Regions from separate parts of the Mus musculus genome. Here regions 2, 3, 4, 5 and 6 are each linked to region 1. A link is a loop called in an ENCODE intact Hi-C map of the cell type or tissue named here. Cell type or tissue: heart. All regions are shown on one strand.

Evidence for each region. Peaks named below come from ENCODE experiments on the same cell type or tissue, not always from the same donor. Only the 100,000 strongest peaks of a DNase experiment are listed, where the experiment ranks them.
Region 2: it touches region 1 in a loop (2.4-fold over the local background); 25 of 42 quality-filtered maps call a loop at or near these places.
Region 3: it touches region 1 in a loop (2.5-fold over the local background); 8 of 42 quality-filtered maps call a loop at or near these places.
Region 4: a loop joins it to region 1, with 2.0 times the contacts of the local background. A loop is called at or near these places in 2 of 42 quality-filtered maps.
Region 5: a loop joins it to region 1, with 5 times the contacts of the local background. A loop is called at or near these places in 11 of 42 quality-filtered maps.
Region 6: a loop joins it to region 1, with 3 times the contacts of the local background. A loop is called at or near these places in 19 of 42 quality-filtered maps.

What each region holds. Positions count from the first base shown.
Region 1 is chr8:13,673,672-13,678,671 of GRCm38, reverse strand. It overlaps Rasa3 (RAS p21 protein activator 3), which reads left to right and starts at 1,085. Exons shown (of 24, transcript NM_009025.2): 1 at 1,085-1,279. The coding sequence starts at 1,225. In heart, CTCF peaks have their summits at 679, 2,154 and 3,857; DNase peaks (open chromatin) are centred at 384, 1,001, 2,151, 4,211 and 3 weaker places; H3K4me3 peaks cover 3,782 bases; H3K27ac peaks cover 4,064 bases.
Region 2 is chr8:13,612,335-13,617,334 of GRCm38, reverse strand. It overlaps Rasa3 (RAS p21 protein activator 3), which reads left to right. Exons shown (of 24, transcript NM_009025.2): 3 at 2,698-2,801. Among named protein-coding and RNA genes, the nearest start is that of Gm34795, 31 kb to the right of the region's middle. In heart, a CTCF peak has its summit at 2,329; DNase peaks (open chromatin) are centred at 304, 2,254 and 3,009; H3K27ac peaks cover 682 bases.
Region 3 is chr8:13,622,288-13,627,287 of GRCm38, reverse strand. The region is part of intron 2 of Rasa3 (RAS p21 protein activator 3); the gene reads left to right. Among named protein-coding and RNA genes, the nearest start is that of Gm34795, 41 kb to the right of the region's middle. RefSeq lists an enhancer at 918-4,959. In heart, no CTCF peak of the experiment used is centred here; DNase peaks (open chromatin) are centred at 1,537, 1,807, 2,287, 3,077 and 1 weaker place; H3K27ac peaks cover 3,080 bases.
Region 4 is chr8:13,723,735-13,728,734 of GRCm38, reverse strand. The region is part of intron 1 of Cfap97d2 (CFAP97 domain containing 2); the gene reads right to left. The region is part of intron 1 of Gm46032 (a long non-coding RNA gene); the gene reads left to right. Among named protein-coding and RNA genes, the nearest start is that of Cfap97d2, 20 kb to the right of the region's middle. In heart, a CTCF peak has its summit at 2,820 (motif pointing right); no DNase peak of the experiment used is centred here.
Region 5 is chr8:13,751,666-13,756,665 of GRCm38, reverse strand. All of the region lies in intron 1 of Gm46032 (a long non-coding RNA gene), which reads left to right. Among named protein-coding and RNA genes, the nearest start is that of Cdc16, 3.5 kb to the left of the region's middle. In heart, a CTCF peak has its summit at 2,787 (motif pointing right); a DNase peak (open chromatin) is centred at 2,805.
Region 6 is chr8:13,549,191-13,554,190 of GRCm38, reverse strand. 1700029H14Rik (RIKEN cDNA 1700029H14 gene) reads left to right here. Exons shown (of 9, transcript NM_025601.3): 8 at 2,359-2,543; 9 at 3,073-3,469. The coding sequence ends at 2,424. Among named protein-coding and RNA genes, the nearest start is that of 1700029H14Rik, 11 kb to the left of the region's middle. In heart, a CTCF peak has its summit at 3,045 (motif pointing left); DNase peaks (open chromatin) are centred at 2,560 and 2,960.

The DNA.
Region 1 (5,000 bases):
CTCCCTCTCTTCCCAGTCAGAGCCTGTCTATGGCACAGCAGCTTCTGGAGGGTTCCAAATCAGCTTCTCTGGAGTTCCAGCACCTTCCTGGGTGTCCTGCCTATACACTGTATTTCTGCTCTTTGGCTGCTGGTGAGAGAGCTACCGTATAGCACCAAGGGATTTTTGTGTCACACCTTTCAGTTGGTGTATCAATGACCTAGCCTCCTGACTCCTCAAGCGATGCCACTTCCGTTTTCAGTCCTACCGAAAGGCAGGCCTCCTTCAAACCCACTGCAGAGGCTATCTCTACCGCCACTCCCCACCCACCAGGGCCTCTGGGAGACACTTCTGTGACTACTATAAGGAACGAGGGACTAGAGCTCTTGGCCCTCTAGGAAAGCTGGGAGTTATGCCAGCTGCAGGAAAAACTTAGTGGAGGGATCGGGGATAGGACCTCACAGTATCGTTGTAGAGATACAACAATTCTAAAGTTGCATACCAATCAAATTGCCAGTAAGCACCAGGTTTGAAGGTTCTGGAATGCTAAATTCAAGGGCCGCGTTGAGGCTGCCCAAGCACACCACAGGGTAAGCAGGGACTGCTTGCTGGGCACAGGGTCCACTTGCCCTCACTTTGACAGCATATCACCTTCTGATTTCTCCAGAGCGATCGGCAGGTGTCACTTTTCTCAGTCGCTGAAGCTGGGGCTAGAGGAAATCTTTTCCTTTCATACCTTTTGTTTGAATATAGCTTTTTAGATTTTAAGTGCGAGTCGGTCTTACGGGACCTGGCGGTCAAAACACAGATCAATACTCACGATCTCTCTTTGTCCCAGGTCCAGAGAGACCGGACCAGCGAGGGCTGTGAAGAGGGACCGCTTCAGGGGCACTCCAAGGCAAGTCCCTTCCGATCCCGCCTTAGAGTCCGCCTCCGCCTCCTTACAGACCCGACCAATGGAATGCAGTGTTTGACAGTAGGCGGAGTCGTACTACCCCACCCCATGCAGAGCCTTAGCCAATGAAGATCGGGGCTCTGGCGAAGGAAGGCGCCCGCAGCCCCGCCCCCGAGCTCTGCCAATGGAAGGGCGCGAGGCGGTGCACCCGGTCAGAGCGCGGACCGCAGCGCGCGGGGCTCTGGGGGCATCCGCAGCTCGGCTCCGTCTGCCGGCTTCTTCCCCTGTCTTGTCCCCCTTCTGCGGCCGCGCTGCCGGGCCCTCGCGCGTTGGCGAGGTCGACAAGCAGCATGGCGGTGGAGGAAGAGGGACTGCGGGTCTTCCAGAGCGTGAGGATCAAGATTGGTGAGGACCGCGGTGGCGTGGGCAACTCCCCAGACCCCTGTTCTTGGTATCCGGCCGGGCTGGACCGGCTCCTCGTGTTTCTCCGCCTAGACTGCCCGGTTCTCCGTGGCATTGCGGGGGAGGAGGGACCTGTATCAGGGGGCGTCTGTTTGTGGGAGTGAGCGCGCGTGGTTGCCTGCGTGTGTCCGTGTGCGCAGCACCGCTCCAGATCCCAGGCGCCTGACTTTACATGCACGAGCACGCGCGGATCCGTCTGGGTGCTCCCACTTCAGGGATCGGGTCTACTGATGTCAGTCTCCTGGTGTCCTCTCCACAGTTGTGCGCAGGAACTTATTTCCCAAGGAGGGGGCGCCCCTTCACCTTTTCGGCTGCTGCAGGCTTCGAGGCCGTGCACGCGCGCGACCGTGTGTGTGTGTGTGTGTGTGTGTGTGTGTGTGTGGTGTCTGCGCGCTGCAGGCCTGGTGATGGAGCCACCAGCACCTCCCCCTCCTTTCATTGAGAACTGGCCGTGGGAGCTGTGGCCGGCAGGCCTGGCATTCAGGCTGCTCTGGGCTGGTCGGGACTTCGGCAGCAACGCTAGGAACGGGGAGTGAAGTGGAACTGGAGAGACCTGGAGAGGACTTCCTGATTTTTTTTTTTTTAACCTGGAGATTTCGTTTTTCCCAGTTGTTTTTTATCTTGTGAGTGACGTGTGAGTCTACTTCCTTACAGTGGTTTTCTGAAGTGACCGTTACACATCAAGTCATTAACACACTGGGCAGGGGCCAATTTTCTTGGAAGGAATTCTGGGTCCTAGTGCACCGTCCCTGTAGTCTTTTCCCTCTGAACTGCGCCCCACATTACTGGCCTGTTCCCATGTGAAAAGGCCCCTAGTGGGTGGCAACAGTCACAGCCTGGTGTCAGTTGTTGATGACATTCGATGCTGTCTGAAGAATGCCAGCTACTCGCAATCAGCGTGTTGCTTCCTGTCCGCTTTATTTTGCTTTTGAATCATCGCCCGAGACAGTTTGATCTTTGGTTCAGAAGCGCTGCGGAGAGCATGTGGTGTTTGGGCTGGAGCAGAGGGCACGGGAGGGATTTCTCTTGCTCTTATGCCTGGAATTGCTGTCAGTTTCCATCTGAGGAAAGGGGCTGCTTTCTGTCCTCTGTGGGCAAAGACTACTTGTGTGAGGGTGGCCAGCTTCAGTTTCCTTCAGCCAGATCCTCTGACCAAGTGAGTCCACCAGGCTCCAGGGGTGCTGTGCCCTTTTGCTCAAGGATCTGGGGAGGTTGCTGTGGAATACTGCTGGGGCAGAATCAGGTCAGTTGGTGAGAAGGGTCCAAGACTTTCTTTCCCTTTCAGTACAGTGTGCTTGCTTCAATCCTAGCATCGGCTACTGTGCACACAGGGAAAGGTTTTAGTTCCATTCAAACAAAGAGGATTTCTTTTCCAGAATGACATAGTAAATAAGACAGGAGGGAAGGAAAGACTTCAGTCTGTCTGCCGGAATCGGGTCTTCACTAGGGGAGCAGCAGAGGGGACAAGTCAGAAGGTCCCTCCTCCGTTGCTAGACGTTGAATAAGGGTATGATTGGAGCCTTCATTGCCTCTGACTGCATAGGGGGATGGTGGCAGTGAGTGAGGTTGGGTAGAGGCGTCTCTGCCTTATCTTTCCTCATCATTTTTTTTCTCAAGAGTATTTACCTGCAGGGCTGCTCAAGAGGGGTGGCCCTGTGCTCTCCGGATGGCGTATGCAGGGAACATAGTAGCTCTGCAGATAGATCCTGCCCTCTCTGGATGGAGTATGCAGGGAACATAGCTCTGCAGATAGATCCTGCCTTCTGTGTCTGAGCACAGATGTGTGTTGGGTTCGCCTTTTGGAATGCAGAAAACATCGGTAGCAACTGGATTGGGTTTGATGTTTCTTGGCTGCCCTGCTTGTTTGATATCACTGGGGTCCCCAGGGAAATCTTATCAGAAGAACAGGACTCCTAGCCAGGTGGGTTAGGTAGCTGGGCTTCCGGTGTGCTTTATAAAAAGCCTAGCAACAGAGGAGGGACCTCTTGGGTTTTCCTTTGCATTTCTGGTTTGTGGTCATATCACTCAATGATTTACATCTGCCCGAAGTGTCACTAGTCGTGACACTAGTTGACTTGAGGGCAGAAGTATTCACCCTTTCTGACCCTGATTTTCCTTCTCAGTTTTTGTCTCTGTCTGTCTGTCTGTCTGTCTCTCTCTCTCTCACACACACACACACACACACACATCACCAGAGTCACTCCTTTGAGCCTTGTCTCCAGGCATGATGGCTTCCAGCAAGCCTTCTGGTGACTTCCAGGCTGACCTAGATGAACCTCTTTCTTGTCACATCCATTTCCCCATCTGAATAAAGCAAGAGTCCAAAGGGGTGGCTGCATCCGGAGGGAATACACAAGACTGTCATCTGTCCTAGTCATCACTCTTCCCCCACCCAGAGAAGTTCCCAAGAAGGAAAGAGAGACAATTGCCCCTAAAAGCTTACATACAGATAAACACCATTACCACGGCTGTGGCTACGAACGCAGGGAAGGGGCCGATGTTATGAGGTCTGCCCTCTACTTGTTGGTTTTAGAACGGAAGATAGTACTTGGTTTCACCAGAAATGAATCTCTCTGTTCTCCTTCCTCTTTCTCATTCCGTCTACATTTTGCTCATTACAGCAGACAAAGCCACATAAAAGCATCTTAGTAAGAATACTACTAGAGCAGCTCCAGTCTTGTCTTGAGGGATCTGTTGCTTCTCCCTTTGAAAGTTGCCTGGTTATTTAGATGTGCTCTTCCATGCACTTAGAATCGTTAAGCATCTTTGGTAACAATTACTGCTTTGTTACAACCATCTTCGGCCATCACATGGGACTGACCCACGCTTCCTTGAGGCTGCTGTATTGAGGAAGTGTGTAGCCCAACTCTCTAGAGCCAGTGCTGGCCTGTGATTGGGCGAATAGCTGTGGCCAGAGCTCATCTGCCCAGCAATGCTATTTTGGGCCTGATGTTCCCTAGGGTTGCAATATAGCTTTACTTCCCAGTCGTGTTTTCCTTTCTCACAGTATTTATTATTTGTTTTTTAAAAAGTGCTCCCTTGATAAAAATGTTTAGCGCAAGAGCTAATTATCATCTGCCAAGTAATAAATAAAAATTTAAAATTCCGGCTTTGTATTCCCAGGCCAGAAATGCTCTCTTGTGCTGTCACAAACGGCCTTGCTCAGTTTCTTTCCGTCAAGGTCTCTACTGAGCTCCCTAAGCCCCCAGGAAGCCAGGCTCTGCATTCTGCTCTCCCCTGGACCCTTGGGTGACTCCGATCTTTCTGCCTGAATAGCCTAGCAGCCATTCTGCATCCTCACCGAGGCTCCATGTTCTGGCTCTAAAGTGTGGCTGTGGAGAAGTACAGGGGCAAGCAGGGCATAAAAATGGTAGCTCCTCTCACTGAGCAGGGTTGGGTTGCTGTGGACCAGGGCTAGTTTCCTGCCTACAGTGCTCTCTGCCGGTGCTCTTTCTTGGTGTTCTCCCTAGGTGTTCTTCCCTGGTGCTCTCGCTCAGTACTCTCCCTCAGTGCTGTCTGTCAGTGCTCTCCCTCAGTACCCTCCCTCAGTTCTGTCTATCAGTGCTCTCCCTCAGTGCTGTCTGTCAGTGTTCTCCCTCAGTGCTCTCCCTTAGTACCCTCTCTTAGTGCTGTCTGTCAGTGCTGTCTGTCAGTTCTCCCCCTC
Region 2 (5,000 bases), 61 kb after region 1:
AGTACAATTTCCTTATAAAGCATTGTTAACCTAAGAAACTCTGGGCGGAAGTACTTGGGCACCCTGCTACCATACAATGACATCGCTTGTTGTCTTTAATACTTCTCGCTACCCGAAACGCTCAAAGCAACGTCAGTCTCTTAGATTTTCACTTTGAGGATTTTGGTTTTATCGCAAAGAGGCAGTTTCTTATGTAACTTTCTGGCAGGTTATACTGTAGTGCTACTTACAAATGGAGACTCGTGTCCACAGCCCTGGCCTGAGAAGGCAGGTGTGCTGAGCTCCTCTGAGCCCAGGCTTGTGGACCAAGCAATGCCGTCCCACCCAGAGGCCAGGCTGGAAGGCTCACCTGCACCTCCTGCTTGAATTTGCATTTTCCCACCACGGTCTCGTCACTGTGACAGAATACAGATAGAAGGAGTCGCCGTTTCTCACCATCCTGCAGATCAAGAAGCAGAGAGCCCAGTCCACAACTAAAGAGAGGCATCACTCCAAGGCCCGCCTTCAGGAACCCACTTTTGCTAGCTAGGAAATAGTCTCAAAGTAGCACCGCCCGCCAACTGGGAATCAAGTGTTCAAACACAAGCACCTGTGGGGAGACGCCACACATTCAGATCATGACAGCTAATGGTGCTTGTCACTTTTTGTATGTTTCTTGGCCATTTGGCTTAAGTGACATGCAGTGTTCCTATTGTGGATACAAGTCCATCGTCCAACAACCGAGTTACACATATTTTCTTCTGTAGGATCTCATTTCTACTCTCCTATGTATTTTATTTTATTTTATTTTATTTTATTTTTATTGGATATTTTTCTTTATTTGCATTTCAAATGTTTTCTCCTTTCCAGGTCTCCCCTTTGGAACCCTCCTATCCCATCCCCCCTTCCCCTGCCTCTATGAGAGTGTTCACCCACTCACCCACCCACTCACTCCCTCCCTCCTGTCTTCCTACCCTGGCATTCCCCTACACTGGGGCATCGAACACCCTCAGGTCCAAGGGCCTCTCCTCCCACTGATGACCAACAAGGCCATCCTCTGCCACATATTCGGCCAGAGCCATGGGTTCCTCTATGTGTCTTCTTTGGTTGGTGGTCCAGTCCCCGGGAGCTTTGGGGGGGGGGTCTGGTCTGTTGATACCATTGCTCCCTCCATGAGACTGCAAATCCCCTCAGCTCCTTCAGTCCCTTCTCCAACTCCTCCACTGGGGACCCCCGAGCTCAGTCCAATGGTTGCCTTTGAGCATCTACCCCTGGCAGAGCTCCATCAGCAAGCACTTCCCGGCTTCCACGATAGCATCTGGGTTTGGTGGCTGTATATGAGATGGATCCCCAGGTGAGGCAGGCAGTCTCAGGATGGCCTTTCCTTCAGTCTCTGCTCCACACTTTGTCTCCATATTTCCTCCTGTGAGTATTTTGTTCCCCCTTCTAAGAAGCAGTGAAGCATCCACATTTTGGTCTTCCTTCTTCTTAGGCTTTATACCCAAGACATATTTTAAAGTGCAAAGTTTTCAAAGACTTATTTTTATTTATCTATTGTGTGTGCGCGCGAGTGCGTGTGCATGCAGGTGCCCGAAGAGACCAAAAAAGGGTGTTGGATCCTCTGGAGCTGGACTCATAGGCAGTTGTGAGCTGCCCAGTGTAGCTACTGAGAGCTGACACTCTGGAAGAACAGCAGAAACTTCTAAACCTGGAGCCATCTGTCCAGTCCTAGCACAGGCATCTTAAATTCATGTTTTACATTTTGATGGTCTGGGTTAACCAAGTTTTTTTTTTTTTTAAAGCAGTCTTGTTTCTGATATCATAGCTAAGAAATCTCTACCTAGGTCCAAGTCACAGCTTTGTCCCTGTGGACTTGGGAGAAGCTTGTAGTTCTAGCCATTAGGTTTGGTGTGTGATGTGTTCTGAGTTCATTTTGTATGCAGTGGTGAGCAGGTGGTAGGTACGTGGGTGCCAATGGTCCTCCCTGCGTGTGCTCTCCTGCCGCCTTCCCTGACAGTGGCACACTGCTTTGGTACCCTCTTGAACAGTAACCCTTCCCATGTTGGAGCTCAGCCACGGCAGAGCATGGATTTGGAATCGCATTTAATTTCAAGTTAGGCGTGTGTGTGTGTGTGTGTGTGTGTGTGTATGCTGAAGTCATCCATGGGTTTCCTAAGCACTTCCCCGTGTCTGGTGTCCTCTTCCTAGTGTCGTGAGCAAGTTTTTCCTAGCCCAGAACAATGGGAAGTTTGTTTAGTGACAAAGCCCTCTGGCTTTCTGCCCCTTTAATTAGAATGTCGGTTTATTTTTAAGTTTCCATTTGCAGGGCTGCCACAGCTGTGGGGTGACTCACGAGGGGGCTAATGAGCCTTGGGAACAGTGGGAGTCAGCTACGGGGCTGGGTCCCCCATACAGGAACCAAGGGCAGGCAGGTTTGTGGGGGAAAGGAGCGTGTCTGAACCTCAGTGTGTTTTTCCTTTTGATGCATCACTGAGTACCACCCCCAACTCTCAGCTACAGTCAGGTCGCTGTAACAGTCTTGGGGTTGGCTTTACATGTGGACCCATGCGCTAGAGATTGTTACCGACCAGTGTTCCCCCACCCCCAGCCCCTGCATTGAGCTCTCTGATTTGTTCAAGTCGATCCCCTGGGCGGGTCAGCCTTTGAGGGACTCAGCCGAATACACTCTAACCATGTGCATTTTGTTTGTTTGTCTAGCCCCTTTTACGGAGAGGACTTTTACTGTGAAATCCCTCGGAGTTTCCGCCACCTGTCCTTTTACATTTTTGATAGAGATGTTTTCCGAAGGGACTCCATCATAGGTAGGTACTTAAAATGGTAGGTACTTAAATGGACATTTTCTTCCTTTCACAAGCAGGGTCTCGTCCTGGGAGAAATGACAAATCTCCCCTAAACACTGTCCTGCTGCCCTAAGGACTAGGAGATTAGCGCTTAATTTGAAGCCTTCCTGGACAGGACCATATATGGCTCTGAGTCACTCTTGATGGGACCAAGTTGGAGGCTTGCCAGTGTGGCCTGGCCTGATGGTTGTAGCCTCACGAATTGTCCTTTTGACCCGATAATGCAGAACGATGTGCAAATAATGACCTGGTATGCAGACGACCGTAACACTGGAATCTCATATCCAGATCACATTGATCAGGGCCTCTGAGCATCACCTTAAGGCTACCATGCAGTGTGTCCCGAAACGTCCCTAGACAGATTTCAAGAGCTCCTTCCCAGGTACCACAGGGCAGTATGGGCTGCAAACCTTCCTTCTTCACTATCTCTAGGCCGCACTCATCCCTAACTCCAGCATAGTAGTAGGGATAAGAAAGGGCCGGCGGGAGGGTTTGAGGCCAGTCAGACATGTTTGAAGTCCACATCAACCCTTTATTTCTCTGAGCCTTGTTTTCCCCATGGCTTCAAGAAGGTAGTAACCCTGATACTCTCCCTAGACAGTAGTTGTGTGAGGAGTCTAGGTGACAGACCAGGCCAAAGGGTAGTCACTATTTTGGTGAACCCAAGATTATCCAAAGTAGGAGAACGGGGATGGTGTGGTACCAGAGTTCACCCACTACAGGTGGGCAGAGGGGGCCACTGCTGCCTGACCTACATTGTTCAAGGTAGGAAGTGACTGACTCCCTCTGTGTTGTCTGAGGTCCCTAGTGGTTGAGATGAACAAGTCACAGGGATGCAGAAGATAATACTGCTGAAGCCAAGAGGACACTGAGCCTGGATAGATGGGGAGCCCTGGACCTTTGAGCCAGAGTCTCAATTGGGAGCGTGTCAGTAGAACTGGAGACGGAACAGAACCTTGCTTTATCACCACATCTGACCACACCCTTACTCCTCATCCTTCACCCTGTCACCTATCTCATGCCAACTGTCACCACCACTTCACCCTAAGTCTCACACAAGACCCACCTTCCTCTACCATGCCTCACCCTTCCATCCCATCTAGCCTCAACCTCATGCCCTACCTGACCCATTCCTACATGCCCACCCTATCTTGCTTCTTGCCATGGACAAACCCATTTTACCTCATCCCCTGTGCCCATCTTCCCTGAGGCCCCACATATGACTTCACGCTTCTCTTACTCAACCTCACACCCCATAGTCTTCAAACCTTGCCACTGTTGTGTCAAACCTTGTCTTCGTCGCTGTTGTATTGCTATGAGGAGACACCATGCTCAAGGCGAGCATTTAATTGGGGGCCGGTTTGCAGTTTCAGAGGGTTAGTCCATTATCACCGTGGCGGGAAGCATGGCAGTAGGCAGGCAGGGCACTGGAGCAGTAGCTGGGAGCTTATATTTTATTCAGAAGTTGCAGGCAGAGAGAGAAAAGGGGAGGGAACTAAGAATGGGCCTGGTGTGGGCTCTTTGAACCTCAAAGCTCACCCCCAGTGACATACATTCTCCAACAAGGCCACACCCCTAATCCTTCCCAAACAGTTCTACTAACTGGGGACCAAGCCCTCAAAACATATGTGCTCGTAAGGGCCATTCTCATTCAAAGCACCCCATGTATCTCCTACTTGCTTTTCACTCCACTTAACCTCGCCTCTCACATGACCCTCACACCCCACCCCACTTTCTCCTTATGCTTTCCTGTCACTCCAGGCACACCCCCTCTGCATCCTCCTCCCCCCCCCGCCCCGCCCCCTCTTGGACCTCACCTTGCTTCACTTTTCATTCTGGCTTCCCTTCATCCCTTAACGCCCCACATTAGCTCCTTGCCTGTCTCACCTCACTACTTGACTCTGACCTCACACACTGCTCACACTCAACCTCACAGACACTCCTCACATCTGCACAGCTATTTTTCACATCTCCCATATGTCATCTCCCCAGCCTCAAATCATTCCTCACTTTACTTCACACTTCATCTCACTCGACCTCGACATGCACCCTTAATACCAGCCATCACCACCCTGCGCCTCAGCCCTCACACAGACCTTCCCTCCATCAGTGCCTGTGCCTCAGCCCTCACACAAACCTTGCCTTCACTGCACTGCGCCT
Region 3 (5,000 bases), 51 kb after region 1:
ACACCCCGCTGCACGCCCCCTCCAAGCCCTCCCTCATGAGAGTGACATTGTCGAAGGTTATGTCCCACCTGGAAGAGGTGCTCCTAAGCCTGAAAACAAAAGGTCTTAGTTACTGTTTTATTGCTGTGAAGGAAGAGACACCGTGACCAAGGCGACTCCTCTAACAGAAAGCATTTATAGTTTCAGAGGGTTTGTCCATTACTATCATAGTGGGAAGTCAAAAGGCATGGCTGTAGTACTACCTGAGAACTTACATCCTGATCCACAGGCAGCAGGCAGAGGGGGAGAGAGGGGGAGGGGGGGAGGGGAGGAGGAGAGGAAGAGGGAGGGGTGCTTTTGAAACCTCAAAACCCAGTGACACATTTCCTCTAAGGAGGCCACACCTCTTAATCCTTCTCAAACAGCTTCACTCGCTGGCTGGCGATTAAGCACTCAAACTTTTGAGCCCGTGGGAGCCATTCTTACGCAGACCACCACACAACCCTCCTCCCTCCTGACCCGGGCAAGTCTTCCCCATGAGAATACCCCCTACCTCCCCTCTCATTTACTTAAGTGCTCAGGACCCAAGTCTGGATGGCTGAAGAGCAGTCCAGGGCCATATCTGAAGGCAGCTCAGGGCTGCCACTTTGAAAATTCCCAGAATGCTCTGCACCAGAAAGAAATAACTAGAAGGAAGGACGGGCTTGTAGAGGGAGTTACTGTCGGAGCAGTAAAGGAGTGCGTTGCTGTCACACAGAACAGCCATTTCAAAAGTTCGAGCCCCCTCAAAGCCACAAGAAAATTCCGCCAGGAGGGGTACCTTCCTGCAGTTGGTCTACAGCTGGAAGCACTGGCTGGGAGCAGTAGCCACTCAGGGCAGTTACAGTTGTAGCTATAGTGCCAGCAGCTCTGGCTGTAGGGGTGAGGTGTACACGGTGGGGTGCCAGGGAGTTAAGAAAGGCTACTGAGTAGCAGGGATCTGTGGCAGACGCCAGGAGTCTTGGTGGCAGTAACAGCAGATGCTCATGGAGACTCTGGAGAGCGGGAGGCAGGGTTGCACCCGGCGTAGGAAGGCCTTTGCCGGCCGTGCCTTCCCGCTTCTGGGTCTTCTCGATTGTGGAGAAGGGTTGTGCACATAAACACTATCCTGTGTTAAGGAAGTGACTGTTTTCTTGATCTTGAAATGGTTTAGGTCTGTGGTGTCCTGATGGGAGTTACTCTCTTTAAAAAGCCAATTAATTATTCGTGAGAGCCATGAAACGGCTGGTGCCTTTCCACAGTTTTGGCTGTGCCGTGTCTCCAAGGGTCTGGCCCACTTGGAAGTTCTTGGGTCTTTTAGACAGAGCCTAAGAATTCCCTGCCTTTATAATGATCCCAAGGGACTTCTCCAGGCCCAGGGTGGGCCTTTAACACCTCAGAAGGCCACTGTGCATTCCCATGTGGGTGTGGCCACCCAATCTACAACACTTTTGGCTAGTTTGTCCCCAACTCCTGTAGGCACATTTTCCTAGCCAGGAGCACACCTGTGTCAAAATGTGGGGTTCCTTCTGCACCGTGGACAGCAGCTGACTGGGAACATCAGTTTGTTTCTGAGTCACAAACTCTCTGAGCAGCTCCCACACTCCTCTTTCTAGTCATCCAGGCCATGTTGAGGCTCAACAGCATGTGTCACTCACTGATCAGCATGTGTCACTGATCAGCATGTGTCGCTGATGGGGACCTCCTGGTCCCCAGGAAGCTGCAGGGAGGAACTGTGGGGAGATGGACCCAACACTGATCCCCTTTCTCTGTACTGGGCACCCCTGTTCTTTGGAAAACTGTGGAGAGCATCTCCAAGGACTGCAGTTCCCTCCTATGCCCTTGTCCGCTCCTTATGTCATTGGCTTGAAGCATTTCAGTCCCACAGCTGGCCTGGTGTCTGACTTTGTGGGTTTTCCTAGGAATCGTGTTGTGACAGCATCAAGTTCCCATGGACTTGTGGCTTATGCGGGCACCAGGGGAGTCTAAGAAAAAAGAGGCATGGGAACAAGAGGCTTGCTTTATCCCAATACCTGCCTGATGCCCAAGACTGCAGGTGACACAGATGGCACGTGCTTCCCGGTCCTAGAAGACAGGTCCGGGCAGGAACCCAGCTCACATTTCCCATCCTCCGGCCTCACGCCATGAGTCGTGAGCCACCCCATCTGTTCTTCTCACCAGGTCTGTGTTTAGTTTGAAAATGAGCAGATCTGTGTGCCAGAGTTTCAAGATAAACAATCCCAGCCCCGTGTCTTGACTACGCGTAGGTACCCTGCAGCCAGTGTGCTGCAGGCTTCCTGCCAAAACCCTGGGGTGATAGGCGCCAGGCAGGAAGTTAGCCTGGTATAGAAAAGCACCATGACCTGACCTCAGGGTCACTCTGTTCCCAGAATCCTCTGCGGATGTGTGAATGGTCTGAGAACCCCCAGTGAGGGTTTTCCATTTCTTACTGGATGACATCGTAGTTGGTGTTCTGTCTCTGGCGCTCCCGCTCCCCTTTCTCTCTGGACTGTTCTGGTAGCAGTTCCCCAGTTTGTCAGGCTCAGCACCAGTGAATTCCCTGTCATCCTGGCACCTTTGATGCCAGTTCCCAGGAGCTTTAAGAATCCCAGTTCAGGGGACTTAAGAGGTAGATCTGGGGGGAAACAGAGAGGCTTCCCTCAGACCTGAGCCCCTCTGTTACCTCAGGTCTTCCTGGAACTGACTGCTGCCCTCACAGGACCCTTCTGTGCCCCGCAGCTGGGGACATTGGATATACTGTTGGCTTTAATGAAAGTTTAATGTAGCTTTTAATTAGTGATTAGCCCAGTGCCTATTCCATAGCTGAACACAGCCTGGAGTCTTCATAGGGAGCTGTTTCCAGCCCTTGGGGCTACCACCAGCTTAGAGCCTGAGAGTCACATGGCTTCTGCCCTAGGTCCTCTTGGAGACTGGCCTCCTCAGACTGGGACATGAAGGCCAGGCCTGTGGAGACACTGATTCCTTTACTCTCCCTCACAGTCCTGCCCCTCCTCTCAAGTCCCCATCCCAAGCTCCCCATCAGAGGTTGGGAAATAGGTCCAGGAACTTGCTCCAGGCAGGGCACTGGGGACCCAGCTCTATCATTTCACATGACCAGTGTCGCTTGTCACGAGGTGCACACGGCAAGCAGCAAACAGCTGGGATGGGGTGGGGCGGCATCGATGTCGGGAAATGACTCAAGGAGGACTTGGTGGTTTCTCTGCAGGTCCCGGGCGAGGCTTCTGTGCGCCCTGTGCCCAGTCCTATGGGCATGGGGAGAGGGAGGGGGAGGCTGGGGGGGCCTGTGAGAGAAAAGATTCAGAGGGCTCATGGAGGAGGGTGGGGAAAGCGGGGAAGGAGAAATTAGGGAGAGGAGGAGTTTTCAGAGGGTTCCTGCCAGAGGCCGCACTGAGAAATAATGGCCCCTTGTCAGTTTTTCTTTTTCTTGATGAAAATTCCTTGATTCTGTGAAACTCCTTTGAGCCTCTGGCTTCATCCTTTTTGATGAGGTAAAAAAGACAGTGTGTCTATCATTCTGGTGGCCTCGGGGCAGAAGTTGCCGGCTAGATTAATTTCTTCTTGTCAAACAGCAAGAGAAGAGAGAGGGGCCCAGCCCTTCCCTGCGGGTCTTTTCTTTATTGGGAAAGAGGTTTCTGGAGCCCTTGGGCTGGAATGGGGGCTTCCTGGCTTGCAGTCCATGCCTCTCCTGCCACTGGCTGTGGCCTGGACAAAGGCAGCCTGTGTGGACACAACTGTGGCTAAGCAGTGCCTGGGAAGGGAAGCACTCTCACTGTGGGCCCCTTTGAGGGACACAGAAAGGAGGCTTTGTCCATGGGGAGGCTGTGGGAGGGGGTGCTAGAAGACCATCCTTCCCCGGGTTTAGCCTGCTTCCTTTTTCTTTTGAAAATCTGTTTTAAACTCTGATGCCCAGGAAGGGACACAAGCCGACTCCCATTGATGGGAGAATCCAGTGCACAGGGTGGATCGGTCCTGGGGCTGCATGCTTAGTTCTTCCTGCTCCTAGCCTGGTCCTTAACATCTGACCCAGGAGGAAACTTAGCATGCAACAGCTCATCACAGCCTGGGTGTCTCTGCCTCACCCGGAGGTCCTTGCTGGGAGCACTCCTGCAGGTCTCTGTCATAGGCACTACGTAATTACAGTTGGGGCAGCCATGGCTCCGGACATAAGAGGTCCTGCTGATGAAGCTGTTCAGAGCTGGGGGTGGAGCATCTCACATTAGCCACTCATAAATCCACAGAAGCATCTCAAATGCATCTGTAACTTAAACATTTTAAACTAAATAGTCTCTTCATTTCTTTTTAACTGCTATCAATTGAGCAGATTTATTTTCAATGTTCGGAGATGAATGTGCACAGGGTCAGAGCCACACTCCTGTGTGAGCAGACTCTTAACTGGGTTGGGGTGAGCAGGCTTCGTGAGGTGCGAGCCAGCTCATGCTCTCGGCCTCCAGAGCTTTAGAGCATCCTGCACCAACAATCCACGTCAGAACAGTTCTGTAGGGACAGACGAGCCATGCAGATCCACTTAGTGCCACTGCGGCACTGCTTCTTGTTGTGAACGTTGGGGAAAGCTAGTGGTAAGGGAGTCTGGTGGTTGTGTCGGTGGCCAGGGGACACTTGGCCACTGGCGGTGTGTTTGCTTCTCCTGAAACTGGCTATAGGCTAAGGAAAATTGGGTGCTAAGGAAAAGCGAGCTGTGTCAGAATGTGGACGGAGTTCCTACTTTCCCTTTAAGACCCACCTGTAACCATTTCCATGTTTTGTCTGAATATATTTAAGGCAAAGTGTTCTAGGAGGGCTTACCCCAGAATGTTAATTCTAGCTTCCAGTTTTCTGACATGTGGCTGTATTTTTGTTCTAAAAGTAGTTTTATTGACATATGTAATTGACAGCATTCCATATCATCACTCAGTGTTTTAAAATCGCAACTCTGTGGCTTTGGAGGCTTGTCCAGCCATCTCCGCAGTCACTTTTCCAAAAGG
Region 4 (5,000 bases), 50 kb before region 1:
TTTAAAAAAAAGAGAGACCTGAGTTCTCTCAACTCTGTTCTCCTCTCATTAGTAATTCTTCCAGTGTTATATTTATTTTCATATTAAAAACATCAAGTCATATAGAGCATGCCTACACTAACTTCACAGTATGTGTGCATCCAAACATTTGCACACATTTTTGCCTGTTTCATCCACACTATCAACAAATTGTATGCCCCACCGTCTTTCATGAAACACCAGGGATCAGTCGTTTTTTTTGTTACTAGAATTAAATACTTGAGGATGAGTACTTTATAAAGAAAAGAGGTTTATTTTGCTTTGCAGTCCTGGTTCATCTGATGCTGGCCTTCTCAACAGCCAAGTCCCAGCAGATGCAGGGATATGGGAAGAGATAAAATTGATGTATGAAAATGTATGTATGTATGTGCATGTGTGCACACATTTACATGTTTTCTGGTCTCTCATCCACCCATCATTTTCTTTCTTTCTTTCTTTCTTTCTTTCTTTCTTTCTTTCTTTCTTTCTTCCTTTCTATCTATCTATCAATCTACCTATCTATCAATAATCTGTTTATTATCATCTATCTCCATGTAGAGATGGAAACAATATTCATGTCTGCCAGGCAGGAGCTCCACTATAAAGACAATCATCTTTAAACCATCCCTCTGTTTTTATTAAGCCCCCAGGACTCAGACCTGGGGTGCCATCCTGAGGGCCTTGTCTAATCCAAATCACCCCCCCATGGGCTTCACCCCAAACATCATAGTAGCTCAAGTTTCCACCCTCACAATGTATGTGCCTCGTGATGGGGCTTAAATTTCAGCACAAGCCACAACAGACTACATTCCAGAAATTAACGGCATGTCACAGTAGCACGTGGAGAAGTCTCTTTGTCCTTATTCAACTGTATACGAGTCATTATGTGTAAAGCATCTTATTGACCCAGCTGCCCATTGAAGAATATCTGAAATGGCTCCAATTTTGCTTTTACAAAGAAAAGCCTGCAATTAACATCTTTCGCAATTTGCCTTTGTGGATTTGCCAGTGTATCTGGAGTTGGGATTGCTAGGGTAAAGGCTAAACATGTGCGCAACTTTATGAGGTATTGCTCAGTTCCCCTGGGGCTCTGCCTCTCTCACACAGCCCGGCACGATGGTGGTCCTGTCCCCAGAGCACAGCCAGGTCCTCACCAGGCTCAGACTTGAGGAACAGTACTAGTGAGAGAGCAAGCTCGGCTTGCATGTCTTTATTATTAGTGAAGTCAACGATCTTTTTTATAGGCTAAAAGCTACTTAAAACTCTCCCGAAAGCTGGTTTTTCTGCATTGCTCATCTATCTTTGCTTTCCAGTCTTTTTTTTTTTTTTTTTTTTTTTTTTTTTTTTTTTTTGGTTTTTTGAGACAGGGTTTCTCTGTATAGCCCTGACTGTCCTGGAACTCACTCTGTAGACCAGGCTGGCCTCGAACTCAGAAATCCACCTGCCTCTGCCTCCCGAGTGCTGGGATTAAAAGCGTGCGCCACCACCGCCCAGCTGCTTTCCAGTCTTAAAGCCTACTTACATATGAGTATGAGCTTTTGTGGTGTAACGTGCAATAATTTTCCTTCACTTACACTTGCTTTCCCTCCCAACAATAGTTTATGCCATGCTATTACCTTTTTATTATTATATAAAGTTTATCAATCTCCCTTCTTTTTCAAAGGGTTTTGGATTATGGTTAGCATATTTTTCTACTACGGTTCTATAGAGTAATTTTTGTGTTTTCTACTAATTGCAAAGATAATTTTAAATACCTTTGTACTTTTTTTTTTTGAGTTAGGATCTTACTGTGTAGCTCTGACTGTACTGAAACTCACTCTGTAGACCAGGCTGGCCTTGAACTCTGCCTCTGCCTCCCAAATGCTGGTATTAAAGGTGTGCACTACCATGTCTAGCTACATTTTTTTTTTTTTAGGTAGAATCTTACTATGAAGCTTGATGGCCTTGAAACCTTGATCTTCCTCTTAGCCCCAGAGTGCAGGCATGCGTTACCACACTCATGTGCATTTTTATACTTAACGCTATAATCCTTCTGGAATTTATCTTAGTATAGAGTGTGATTGCAAGCCCCCAAAATCTAGATGGATGTTCTAATCCCAGGAGGTGAGTGTAGAGACAGGGTCCCCTGGAGGAGCGTGGATCTGAATGAAGCATGGGAGGTCAGAACCCGGAATGGGACAAAAGGATCCCATTGGTTCTCTCTGTCCAGTGAGTGAGGTGTGCTCTATGCAACTCACGAAGCCACCCTTACCGAGAACTGAACCCTGACAGCAACTTTGACCCTAGACTCTTAGTGCACACACCTCTGAGAAATAAATCTCTGCTACTAGAACAGTCTAGTTCAGTATTCCCATGGCAGCTTGGGCTCAGCCAGCAAGAAGACACCCAGGTTTATCTTTTGTGTATAAGCAACATCCTAGCACTCAGCGCCACTTGTCTGAGATGCTGCTGTTGCTGGGACCTGAATACTTGAGTCCTCCAAATTTATATGTTGTAATATTAACCCCTAGCAGCAGGGATGGAGTCTTTGGGAGTGATGAGATTCTGGGGCAGATCCTCTAAATGGGATAAATGGCAGAAGAGATCTTGGTGAGAGGGACTAGGGGAAGACACCATCTATAAAAATGGCCATGGCACTCCATCCATGTTGGGAAACTTATTCCTCAGTGTAGAGCAAGGAGGTAACCCTGTGTGCAGGTGTAGCCTTGGAGATGAATTTGCAGTTGCTGTACAAAGGTTTGTGTCAAAGATGTCCTCTTCTTCACTCCTCATGAAAGGGCACAAGGCTTGGACTTCAGTCTTGTGCTTCTACCACCAGGGGGCACTGCAATAAGCTCTATCTACCTATCTTTTATAATATATAGTATGATATATTAATATACAATATATAAATATACATTATAAAATGTAATATTATATTTATTATATATGTCTATGCATAATTTTATACTTTATTTTTATTGTGTTTATAATATTTATAGGATATGTATCTAATTTTCATTTATATACTATTATTTATATAATATGTATCTAATTTATTTAATGTCTATAATATTTATATACTATGATTTATATAATAGTTATAAAATTCATAATACAGTATATTATATAATATATCTCCTATTATATACATATATTATATTATATATTATATACATATCTAAAATGTAATATTGTAGATAATATATAATTATATATATTAATACATTAATATTATATGATACATATTATATTATCTATAATATGTACATTTATAATTAGTATTAAATAACTTGTATAATTTAAATTATACATAAAGGGATATTTATATAGTATATAAATATATATTAAATACTTTATATATAATTTAAATAACAAACATATAGTATAACATTATGTTATATAATTATATATTGCATACAATATACATTATATTATGTATATTATATATTTATCATTTTACATATAATTTATATATAGATTTAGATACTTTATACAAATATATGATACACTTATCTATTTATATATTTAAATATATAATATATTTATATAAATATATTTATATATAACATATAATTATATATAGTATATAATATATATTAGGCTGGGAGCAAACAATCAAGGTGCAGCAACATATATAAATTATACATATTAAATAGAATATAGAATATGTAATAATACAACATATAATATATCCATTATAATATATAACAATATTATGCATAATATAATATATAAATAGAATATATAATTGTAGCATAATTATAACATATAATATGTAATGAATTAATATATTCTGTATTATCTATAATTTATATATTTCTGCATCTTGATTGCCTGCTCCCAGCCTCTGGAACAGCCAGGGGACAACTTCTGTCTGCACGGAGTCTGCAGTGACACCACTTTGACTGTCTTCTGATTTTCATATGCATTTGAGACTGAATCTACTGTGCCTTTGGTCTGTCTCCTGTCCGTGTTTAGCATTGTGACATACTTAGATCCAGAGGCCTTGTGGTGGTTTTTAGCATCTGTATCATAGGTTAGCTTCTTGGAATCATACTTTCTTTCCAGTATTTCCTGATTGTTTATACAAGGCCTATCAGGTCTAACGATACAAAATAACTCAAGGGAATTTGCTAACTTTGTGTATTAAATGCTTACCTCCAACAATATTGCACCCTTTATATTTATCAGAGTCTTCTACTGTCATCTTCTGTTGCTCTCTACACAGGTGTGGGAAGACATATTCTCAGTCTCCTCTCCCTTTCCTGCCATTATAGAACCGGACTCCTGGAACTCTTTAAAGCCCTGGGTGTCTTCTTGTTGGTAGTCAGTGAGCCAGCTGGTGAGAGGCTCCTGCCTGGACTCAAATAGACCAGTCACTGGGGGACTGATTGTTATTAGACGCGTTCTCACGACCGGCCAGGAAGAACACCACAGACCAGAATCTTCTGCGGCAAAGCTTTATTCTTACATCTTCAGGAAAAAAGAGCAAGAAGCAAGAGAGAGAGAAAACGAAAACCCCGTCCCTCTTAAGGAGCATTCTCCTTCGCCTCGGACGTGTCACTCCCTGATTGGCTGCAGCCCATCGGCCGAGTTGACGTCACGGGGAAGGCAGAGCACAAGTAGTCATAAGATACCCTTGGCACATGCGCAGATTATTTGTTTACCACTTAGAACACAGGATGTCAGCGCCATCTTGTAACGGCGAATGTGGGGGCGGCTCCCAACATCTCCCCCTTTTTCTTTTAATAAGAGCAAATAGGCCACCCATATTAATGAGAGTGGAGATAGAGGTCAAATCCCCAGTGTGTAGGTAAAGGAGCCATGTACAGGATTAGCTCTTAGGCTTACAGGCTTTTACCCAGAGCAACCCTGACCTGCTCCCGTGTCGTTTTGCCTGGGGGAAGGGAACTAGGACACTGAACCTTCATGAAAGATGACATGTCTCCCTAGAACAGGCTCATATATGCCGCAGAGCCTTTCCATTGCAGTGCTTAGCC
Region 5 (5,000 bases), 78 kb before region 1:
CTGGAGAGACACTTGGGACAAACAAACGATTAGCAGTGTGTATGTGTTGAGCTATTTGCAGAATGCATTGCAGGTTTCTTTACGACAGTACGAAGCACAAGTGTATGCTTGCAGAATATTAAGGAGCCCCATCTGCCTCTCCTGTCTGCAGTGAATTTTCCTGAATTGTCTTGAGTTTCCCATGATCTCTCTGTAAAGCCTACAACAACACTATGGAGTTCCTCTTTTCCTTTGTCTTCCCAGATGTAGCGACTACAACATATCCTACCTAGCATATCCTACCTAACATATCCTACCTAGCATATCCTCCTCTGCATCCTTTCTGTACTTTGTCTGTGTGTGTAATTACAAATATATCTCCTCTTCTACAAGCAAGCTGAGAGGTACAATATTTCATTCTGAGACGTGCTTGGCTCACGAGGATACTTTAAATGCTTTTCTTCATCGGAAGCCACCTTGTTCTTTGCGATGTTTTATAGAGTTCTCCAGTCTGTGGCGGTAGGTCCCATGTGACAGAGGAGAGCTATAAATGTGGCCCAAGGGAATAGTATAAACTTCCTTAAAACACTATGAGGTTCGTATGTGGTTTGTTTTGTGTGTAACTCAACTGTGCAGTTCTCTAGGATAAACTTTGTGGCCCAGTGTCAACAACACCTGAATGTTTCTTGTTGTATCCATCAGAGTAGGTTGAGCTATGATGCAATCCCTTTATCTCTTGCCTGAGGGGCTGTGATACTCAAGGACTGGACCACTGCGTGCTCTTAATTGCTCTGGCACAGCAATACTCTTAAGTTTATTTGGGAAGGAGTATCTGGATGTGATTGATTTTGAACCAGCAGAGTAAAGCAGAGGCCCTTCCCAGTATGGATGTGCCTCTACATCCAACCTGTTAAAGACTAACTGGGATAAACCTCAGTCTCTACCTGGCCATTGGGCACGGGATGTCAGTGTCTCCTTGCTGTGGCTCTAGCCTGTGCTCTGGCTGGAACTTATTATCGCTAGCTTTTGCACTAATCACTTTATCACCTGATAAGAAGCAATGTAAGGGGGAAATGGTATACTTTAGCTTACACTTTGATAGGACATTGTCATGGCAGGGAAGGCATGGTGGCTAGGGTGTGAGGGAGCCTGTCACTTTATGTCTGCAGCCAGGAAGCAGAGGGATAAATGACTGCCAGTGCTCAGTTCTAGTACTTTCCTTGTTGATTCAGTCTGAGACTCCAGTATACAGTATGGCTCCACCCACATTCAGGATGAGTCTTCCCTCTTCAGTTAAGTCTTTCTGGGAATATTTTCACAGACATATGAAGAGATCTGTTTCTATGATGATTCTAAGTTCAGACCAGTTGACATCAAGATTAACTACCATGGTTGTCCTGGGTCTCCAGGACCTTGCAGCATCCATCACGGTGTGAACTGATTTCTATCTTCTAATAAGTCTCTTTTCTTACCTCTCTTCTCTCCAACCTCCTCCCTCTTCTTTCACTGGAAAGTCTAAATCCATAGTGACCACTTTCTCCAGGAAGAAGAAGATGAGCTCCCCAAGCTGGAAATATAACTTCTCTTTTCCTTTCAGTGGTAATGGCAAGAACAAGGGGATAGAAACTGATCAGGCCGCTTTAGGGCAGGAACTTCAAAAACCACCAGTTACACTGTGGTCCTTGATTGGAAGGCAAAAGTGCCCTCGTTTGTTTTGGCCAGAGGCCAGAAATGCCAAAAATGTTTGGGCACTGCCCTCGTTTGCTTTTCTGATGCTGTGGTAAACACCATGACCCAAAACAATCTGATGAGATGTCTCAGTTAGGGCTTCCATTGCTGTGATAAAACATCATGACCAAAAGCCACTTGGTGAGAAAAGGGTTTCTTGCATTTTATACGTCCTGATCACGGTCCCTCGTGAAGGGAGTCGGGGCGAGAACTGATACCACGGCCATGGAAGGATGCCGCTTGCTGGCTCGCTCATCCTGCTTTCTTACAGGATCCAGCAGCACCCGCCCAGTGCTAGCACAGCCCTCGGTGAGATGAGTCCTCTCACATCAATCATCAGTCAAGAAAATGCCCCTCCCCAGGCTTGTGAACAGGTCAATCCGATCTAGGCATTTCCTTCTTCCCGAGTGACTATGAACTGTGTCAGGTTGTGAACTGAAGTTTCAGGGGCTCTATGTTGTTGTTAGTTTTTTGTTTGTTTGTGTTTAAGAGTCATGTATTTTTATTTTACATGTATGGGTGCTTTTGACTTCATATATGTTTGTGCACTGTGTGTGCAGTAATCACAGAGACCAGAAGGATATTGGATCCTCCGAAGCTAATTACAAATGGTTGTTAACTGCCAAGTGAAATGGTTTTCTCCCTAATCTGCGACCCTTAAATCCAGTTCCTTGTGTTGTGGTGACCCCCAGCCATGCCTGAGCTGCAGAGTATTTGATATAAGTAACCAATAAGATTACAAAGATATCTAAGCTGGGCAGTGGTGGCACACACCTTTAATCCCAGCATTTGGGAGGCAGAGACAGGCGGATTTCTGAGTTCAAGGTCAGCCTGGTCTACAGAGTGAGTTCCAGGGCAGCCAGGGGTACAGAAAGAAACCATGTCTCAAAACAAAACAAAACAAAACAAAACAAAACAAAACAAAACAAAACAAAACAAAAACAAAAACAAAAACCCAAAGATATCTAACATTTTCTGTCTGCCAGAGTTGTTTTCTTATTATTTTATTTTTATGTACATGGGTGTTTGGCTTTCGCACGGCTATGCCAACATGTGCATGCAGTGCCTACAGAGTCCAGTAGAGGGCACCAAATCCCTTGAAACTAGAGTTAAAGATGGTTGCCAGCCACCCTGTGAGTGCTGAAGTTGCAGCCTGTCTTCTAAAAGAACAGTTTTGTGCTCTCAACTGTGGTGCCATCTCTCCAGCCCCCAATAGTTTTTTTTAAAGCCTTTAAAAAAAAGGCCTAAATAGTGAATTTAGCTTGAAATATAATCCCTTAATAAGAGAATCATGTTGACATTTCCTAGGTATGCTTGAAATTCATTACTTGAGTGTTTTATTCTGTCCAGCCAGGCCTTCCAGTTGTCCTCACTTATTAAAAGCTTTATGGCAAACACAAGTCAAGTGAAATCACATCTTGGAAGCACTTAATTACTTAGTTTATCTTTTCTTTTCCTGATCTCCATAGTGGCCACCAGTTCATTGAGACCATTGTAACATTTGACTAGATTAGATACAACTAAACTTCTGAATATTTCATTATAAAATCGCTACATTACCTTGGCTATTCTGGAACTCACTATATAGACCAGACTGGCCTCAGAATCACCTGCTTCTGCTGGGATTAAAAGTGTTTGTCTCCACACTTGGCCCCATATCAAAAGTTTTAAAGTTCTCCAAATAGTAACAACACCCACACAAGAATGCCATCCCAGTTCCTTCCCAAGTTCCATTCTGTTAGGCGTTCCTGCCATCCTGGGGGGGGGCACCAGCCTAGTCTGCAAGCCTTTGAACGAGGGGGCTACCCTCAGCTCGACTTCATGTTCTCCTGGAACACTGTTGACAGCAGACCACGGGTTCCTGACTGTAGTAAAATCTCTACCAATAGGACATTATAGCTAACAACACAGGAATGTCAGCCTGAGCCTTGTGTGTTAGCAGGCAGCTTCCTTTTGTCTCCATGCTTCTTAGGGACAATGACCTGGTGGGGTGACTGCAGCTGTCTATACAGGAGAAATTCTGTTGGGCTACGGGAGCCCTGGGAGTTTACCAATCTCTTCATTCTTCTGCCATTCTGATACTGCATGCCAATGGAACTGCAACAGTGCCTGAGCAAGGCACGCTGTCTAGATATACCATCTATCATACACAGTGCCTTCCTTGCTGCAAAAGGTTCCTTTTATGCTATCGGTAGGCCATGAAGATTGCTATATACATGCTCTCAGAACACGTTATGAAGACAGCCAGTTCGGTTGACTATCCCTGAGGTCGTCTCAGTGCAAAAGCAAGCAGAAATACATTTTTGTTAGTTTTCTTTGGTCTTGCTTTTATCTTTTTGTTTGTTTACCTTGTTACTCAAAGCAAATGAACAGAGTGACACCAAGCCTAGGCAAGCAGATGTGTGCTTTGTTACCAGCTTGGCGTCAATAGTCTTGATTCTGATGCCAAATTCAGGAAAGCACTTTGTGACATAAGGTGTTCTTACCCATCCTTTCTCCTGCAGGTTTTAGTCTTACACTCTGCTCCTCTCCAGGGGGGTGACAGAAGAGCCACAAAATCCACAGCCACACAGAATAAAAAACATGGAAGCTTTTCAGAGGGCTGGCTTATGAGCCATGTGACATAGATAGGAAATTGTGTGTGTATGTGTGTGTGTGTTAGTAAGAGAGGAACAAGAGAAATGAAAAACTGAAGGGTTATTTGTGTCGGTCAAAGGAGGGAGTGGCCAAACACCCAGTGCATCCTGAGGACAGAAGAAAAGAAGACTTGGCTGGGACAGAGAGAGTGAGGTCAAGTTCTTTTTTTTTTTTAAAGATTTATTTTATTAATATATGTAAGTACACTGTAGCTGTCTTCAGACACTCCAGAAGAGGGAGTCAGATCTTGTTGCGGATGGTTGTGAGCCACCATGTGGTTGCTGGGATTTGAACTCTGGACCTTCGGAAGAGCAGTCAGGTGCTCTTACCCACTGAGCCATCTCACCAGCCCGAGGTCAAGTTCTTAGGCCCACACTGAGAAGTTCCCTGCAGTGATGAGTCAATGCACGAAACAAATGATTGACTCTGGGAAATTAGGATGTTTAGAGCACTGGATGTTTTATGCCAAGAGATTATAGATGGATAGAAACCAGTGCTAACGATGGTAAGAAATAAATATATGGGAATAAATGTATGGGAACATACAGACCTTCCCACAGACACTATACACACACAGATCACACACACAGCAGAGACCCTCCACAGACACTATACACACTGCTCACACATAGCAGAGACCCTCCAATACACTATAC
Region 6 (5,000 bases), 120 kb after region 1:
GGTCACCCTCTGTGCTTGTCGCTGGAGAAAGCTAAGTCCAGCATTCCCATATGACCCTCATCACGGGGACTCCTACCTTTGGATCTGACTGTGGTCATGTGCTCCCAGCCCAGAGAAGTCGGCCCTTCACTGAGTGTAGGAAGGTGTGATATAATGCCCGGTCTTCTCATTTACCCAGCATCCCTAACAGAGAAACAGGTTAAACGTGCAAGGATAACATGGTTCCAGGGATGTTGTTCAGTCAGTGCTTGAGGCCTCCTGTAACAAACCCCAAGCCCTGACAAGTTGGGGAAGGGCCTGTCAGCGCCAGTCACAGCTGTCTTCCCAACCTGGTGCTAGAACCACCTTCTTTCTTGGCAGTCACCACAGCCATGGTCCTGAGGGAGAGGTGCCAGGGTGTCAGGGCCTCTGGAATATCTAGACATTTTGACCTGCAGACAGGGAGCTCAAGTTCCCTGGGGACCCTGCTTAAAACTGATGCACAGAGTTAGGAGCCAGGACAGCAATGTGGGAGCAGAAGGTAGATGGGACACTTCTCACTTTTTTAACCAGTTGGATGAGAGACACTGCCACAGTCCATCAGTTGCAACGCATGTGGCCTCTATCTACTTCATCCTAAGGGTGGGCCTAGCTTCCCTCTCATGAGACATGTTCCAGAGAACTCTCATATGCTCAACATTCATACAGGTATGTTCCCATGTACATAGAGCACACATGTACACAGCCATGTGAGTATGTGGGGCTGTGCTCCTCAGATCCTCATACACATACCACACACATATGCCCACACATTGTACATTCATATGTATAATAGAGTGCACACATATTCACACTTGCATGTATATTCCTAGTGCACACACCCCTTACATAGCACATAAATGTATGGGGTCACATATACACATAGGCACACAGAGCATGAGATACCTGGAAGTCAAAGGTCAGAGGTCACAGGCCACAGACGAGTACTTTGTATGTGTCTCTTCCGTTTCCTTTGGGACACATGGAGAATAGGGTGAGAGTTGAGGTCATTTAGCTATAGAAGATTTCTAGAGCTGCAGACTCTCAGAGTGAGAGTCTTGAAGGACTTCCTTTCCAGGGAGGCCACACTCTAGGTAGAGGGGGGAGGGAGGCCCATCCATCAATTTCCACCTAGACCCCTAGCTCAAAGGGTAATTCTTTCCCCATTCGCTGGCAATAATGGGCCCAGATGGGCCTCTGAGTGGGTCTATATGGTAAACTGAGGCAATGCTTTGGGCCCACTATGTGGTTTTGAATCAGGTCCATTCTCCAGATGCCAACAACAAGACGGGTACCCAAGGTCACTTGAGGACAAACAGCTGGTTGGCCCCTCTGTCAGGATGGAAGAGGAGGCCTTGGCCATTGCTTTTAGACTCTTGCCATCAGCATGAGTCTGTCTACCTGTCTGTCTTTGGTGGGTGTGTCTGGATAGCAGTTCTGTGTTGGCCACAGCCAGGCACCTGGGTAGGAGAACCCTTAGGTTAAATCTCAGCAATATGATTGCTTCTGCGAGTCTTTGTCAAGGGTCCCAGCATCTTCCAGTTCCAGGGACTGATATCAGATTGAAGAAATATTTGGGGTTTTGGTTCTGAGCATTCCCACGTGCCTGAGAGCTAGCTCACACTCTCCTGTCTCTATGCACCTATCTCTCTGTGCACAGTCTCAGAGCCTACGGCTTCTGAGCATTATTTGCCCCATCAAAGAAGGGGTCTGAGCCGGGCAGTGGTGGTGCACGCCTTTAATCCCAGCACTTGGGAGGCAGAGGCAGGAGGATTTCTGAGTCAAGGCCAGCCTGGTCTACAGAGTGAGTTCCAGGACAACCTGGGATACACAGAGAAACCATGTCTCAGAAAAAGAGGTCCGGGCAGGAGCTGCTCAGAGCACTTGGCAGCTCAGCACCCAGGAAGAAGGAGGTGATCATCTATGTGCTGAGGACTCGGGGTCAGGGCAGGAGCTCAGTTATACTTAGGCAGCAGCCAATTTTACTGGAAGGATAAAACAGACCTGGAGCTTGAGGGACAAAGGGTGCCTGCCTTATGTCCACATGTCCATGGGCAACCAAAGACACTAGGCCCATTCACCAGTGGGCTTTCTTGTTACTGCTTACAATGGCCAGAGGCTGTTGAAGGATGCCTACCATTATGATCCAGCACAGCTGCTTGGCTCCCCAGATCCAAGTAATGTTGGAATTCGGGGAGGGCTGACAACCCAGTTTCTAGGGTTCTCCATCCCACTACCTGGTGTTTTCCAGGAGCTTCAGTGACTCAGACCCCAAAGACCCCATCGTCTTTGGGCCCAATCATTCCAGCCAGAGCACTAACACAAGCTTGACCCTAATAGAACCATCAGTCATCTCAGGACAAGACCCCTCTGACTCAGCCGCTAGTAGAGCTCTCTGGGGACTAAAGGAAGACAGCCTAGGCCTGGAATGGCTCCATGATCCCCGCCATGGGCAGGGCCAGAGTGACAGCACCCAACGGATACCCAAGGCAAGAGACCCTCTTCCAATCCAAGGCCAATCACAGGTAAGGTGACAGACGACGGTGAATTCATCTTCCAGCAGATGGTCACTGCAGAGAGCGGGAACAGGGACCTCTGCTCAGGTCACGAGTAGATTGTGTTACGTGTCCCGTCCACATTGCCCCTGAGGAGATCGGGTAGCACAGGGACCAAGTTGGTGTCCCCATGGGCCCTGCCTACAGTGGAACAGACTACTTTGATACTACTTATTTTATCTACAAAGAGTTTCGTAAAAAATGGACTTTGGGTAAGTATTAGGCAAGTTTAGTTAAGACATGAAGACAGGAGACTGAGGGAGCTGAGAGGCAGAGGGGAGGGTGCCCTGTGCTCTGCACCAGTCTCTTCCTTCACTTCTGCAGAGTACACACTTTGGCAGCCAGCCAGCCTTCCCACAATTCCCCTCTATCCTCCACCCACATTGCTGCTGCCCCCATAGGCTTATTGGTCCAAACACCAGGACTGAGCAGTGGCCACTTTCGCCTGTCTGATGGTGCCCTCTGGTGGTTCAGATTCTCCAAACAACTCTGCTTTCAGCCCTAGGAACCAACTCTTCAGGACCAGCAGGCACTCCCGCTTCCTGGCTATCACAGAACTTAAGAGCCAGCTAATTGTTCACTAAAGGAAACAACACAATATGAACACATCGCTGGAGTTACAATGTCGTATGTAGACAACTTCCAGGCCACAGCTGGAGAGGAGAGGGGACAAAGTCACCTCAGAACTGGTCCTCCCTGCACCCACATCCTTAGACCTCAGGTCCTGGGCCACAGTCCTCCTTAGTACCTCTACTGGAAGCCTAGTTCTCTCAGGATGCTTGGGTAGGTGAACTCCCCAGTCACCTTCCCATGTGACCCCTCAATCACCTTTCCATGTGACCCCACATAACACCAATCAAAGCAAAACAATTCCTCAAACATCTGAGGCCTAAGTACCTGGACTCATCAAGGACATGGTAGCCATAGTGAGTCCACTGAATGGAGGGTGGGGTGGCTGAAGCTTGACCTTCATGGGCTTCTGGGGTTGCCATGGTCACAAGAAGGCTTAGGATGGGGTGAGAGGGTCTGCTGCCTCCCCCACCCAGAGCAACGTCCTATTGGGTTCATAACTGACGGGAGTTCAGGATATGTGCCTGCAGAGAACCCAAGCTGGGTCCAGGTTCCAGGATGGTCCTGATGGAATTCAGGCTCACGTTTGAAAGGCTGAGAAAGTCCTAGGGCCACTGGGCAGCTCGTCCTTTGTGGCAGGAAGTTGCTTAGAAGAGTTAACTGGTGCATCTACAGACATAGTATCATGGGTGGCTGCTTTGATAGACAGATGGGCTCTAATAAGCACTCTAGCCCATGAGGCGGAGTCTGGGCGGTCCCCTCTTACAGGTGTAGAGGAATGGGAAGTTCCCAGGCAGTCAGACTGTGTTACTCCCTACTGTGAGGCTGAAGTGGCGAGGAGTCTTGCATAGCCGGAAAGAGCATGCAACTTTAGGGACATGAAAAGGTGTAGCCTAGTATGGTCCATTTGATGTCCTGGAGTCTGGCAACCTGTAAGCTTCATGGGAAATAAGAATGGCACCCATCATTCTCCTGGGTAGGGACACCTGGGGAGTTTGCTAGGGAGTTAGGGGTGCACTGAGGCTCCAGTAGGTGGGTCTTATCTGAATTCCAACAACTTTCTCAGCATCTTCCCTGTGTGAGCTTAGCTTTGGGGGACATTTTCAGAGCTCAGCACCCTGTGACCGCAGCTGACAAAAGTGACCTGTGGCATCAGGAGCCTCCCCAGGGGCGAGCAAATGTTCTATAAGGTTAAGACAAGCTGTCTCAGTGAAGGAGCCCCCAGTTTCAGCCATCTTGTTTGGGTCTAACAAAGCTTAAGGCATCTTCAAGGGTGACCCCTGCTTTACAGATGGAGAAACTGAGGCACAGGGAGAGGACAGGAAGCTGAGGCAGAGCCCAGAGATTGAGCAGCACTGGGGTGGAGATACATCCTCACGGGGTACCGACAGGCTCTCCCCACCCCTTCTCCTGAGTTGATGATCTTTCAAGACAACTTGGGCCCCTCTCATAACCCATCCAGTCCTGGGGAAAGATCTAGCTCTTCTCTCAGCGCCCATGATGGGGAAGACTTCCTTCTCCAAGGGCCTCCATCCCACATTCAAGAACCCTTGCTTCCAAAGAAACCTCGCCCATGAAACTAGTGCCCCTCCCAACCCAACGCATCTGTTCCCAGGGAGTCCCTGTCTACTCTACCAGCTCATTTTCTAGGGCTAACAGTGCCATCCTTCGGGTTCCTATCTGTGGCCTCAACTAGCCTGAGGCTAAAGAGTTCAGCCTCGGCATAGCCCCAGGCTGTCTGAGGGTGGATGAGAGGGCATAAGTCCCTGGGGAAACACCAAGCTCTCAAGGTTGAGCCACTTCACAACACAGTTCCATATCTGGTCAGTCTGACTGTGAGCTCAGTCTTCCACCTTC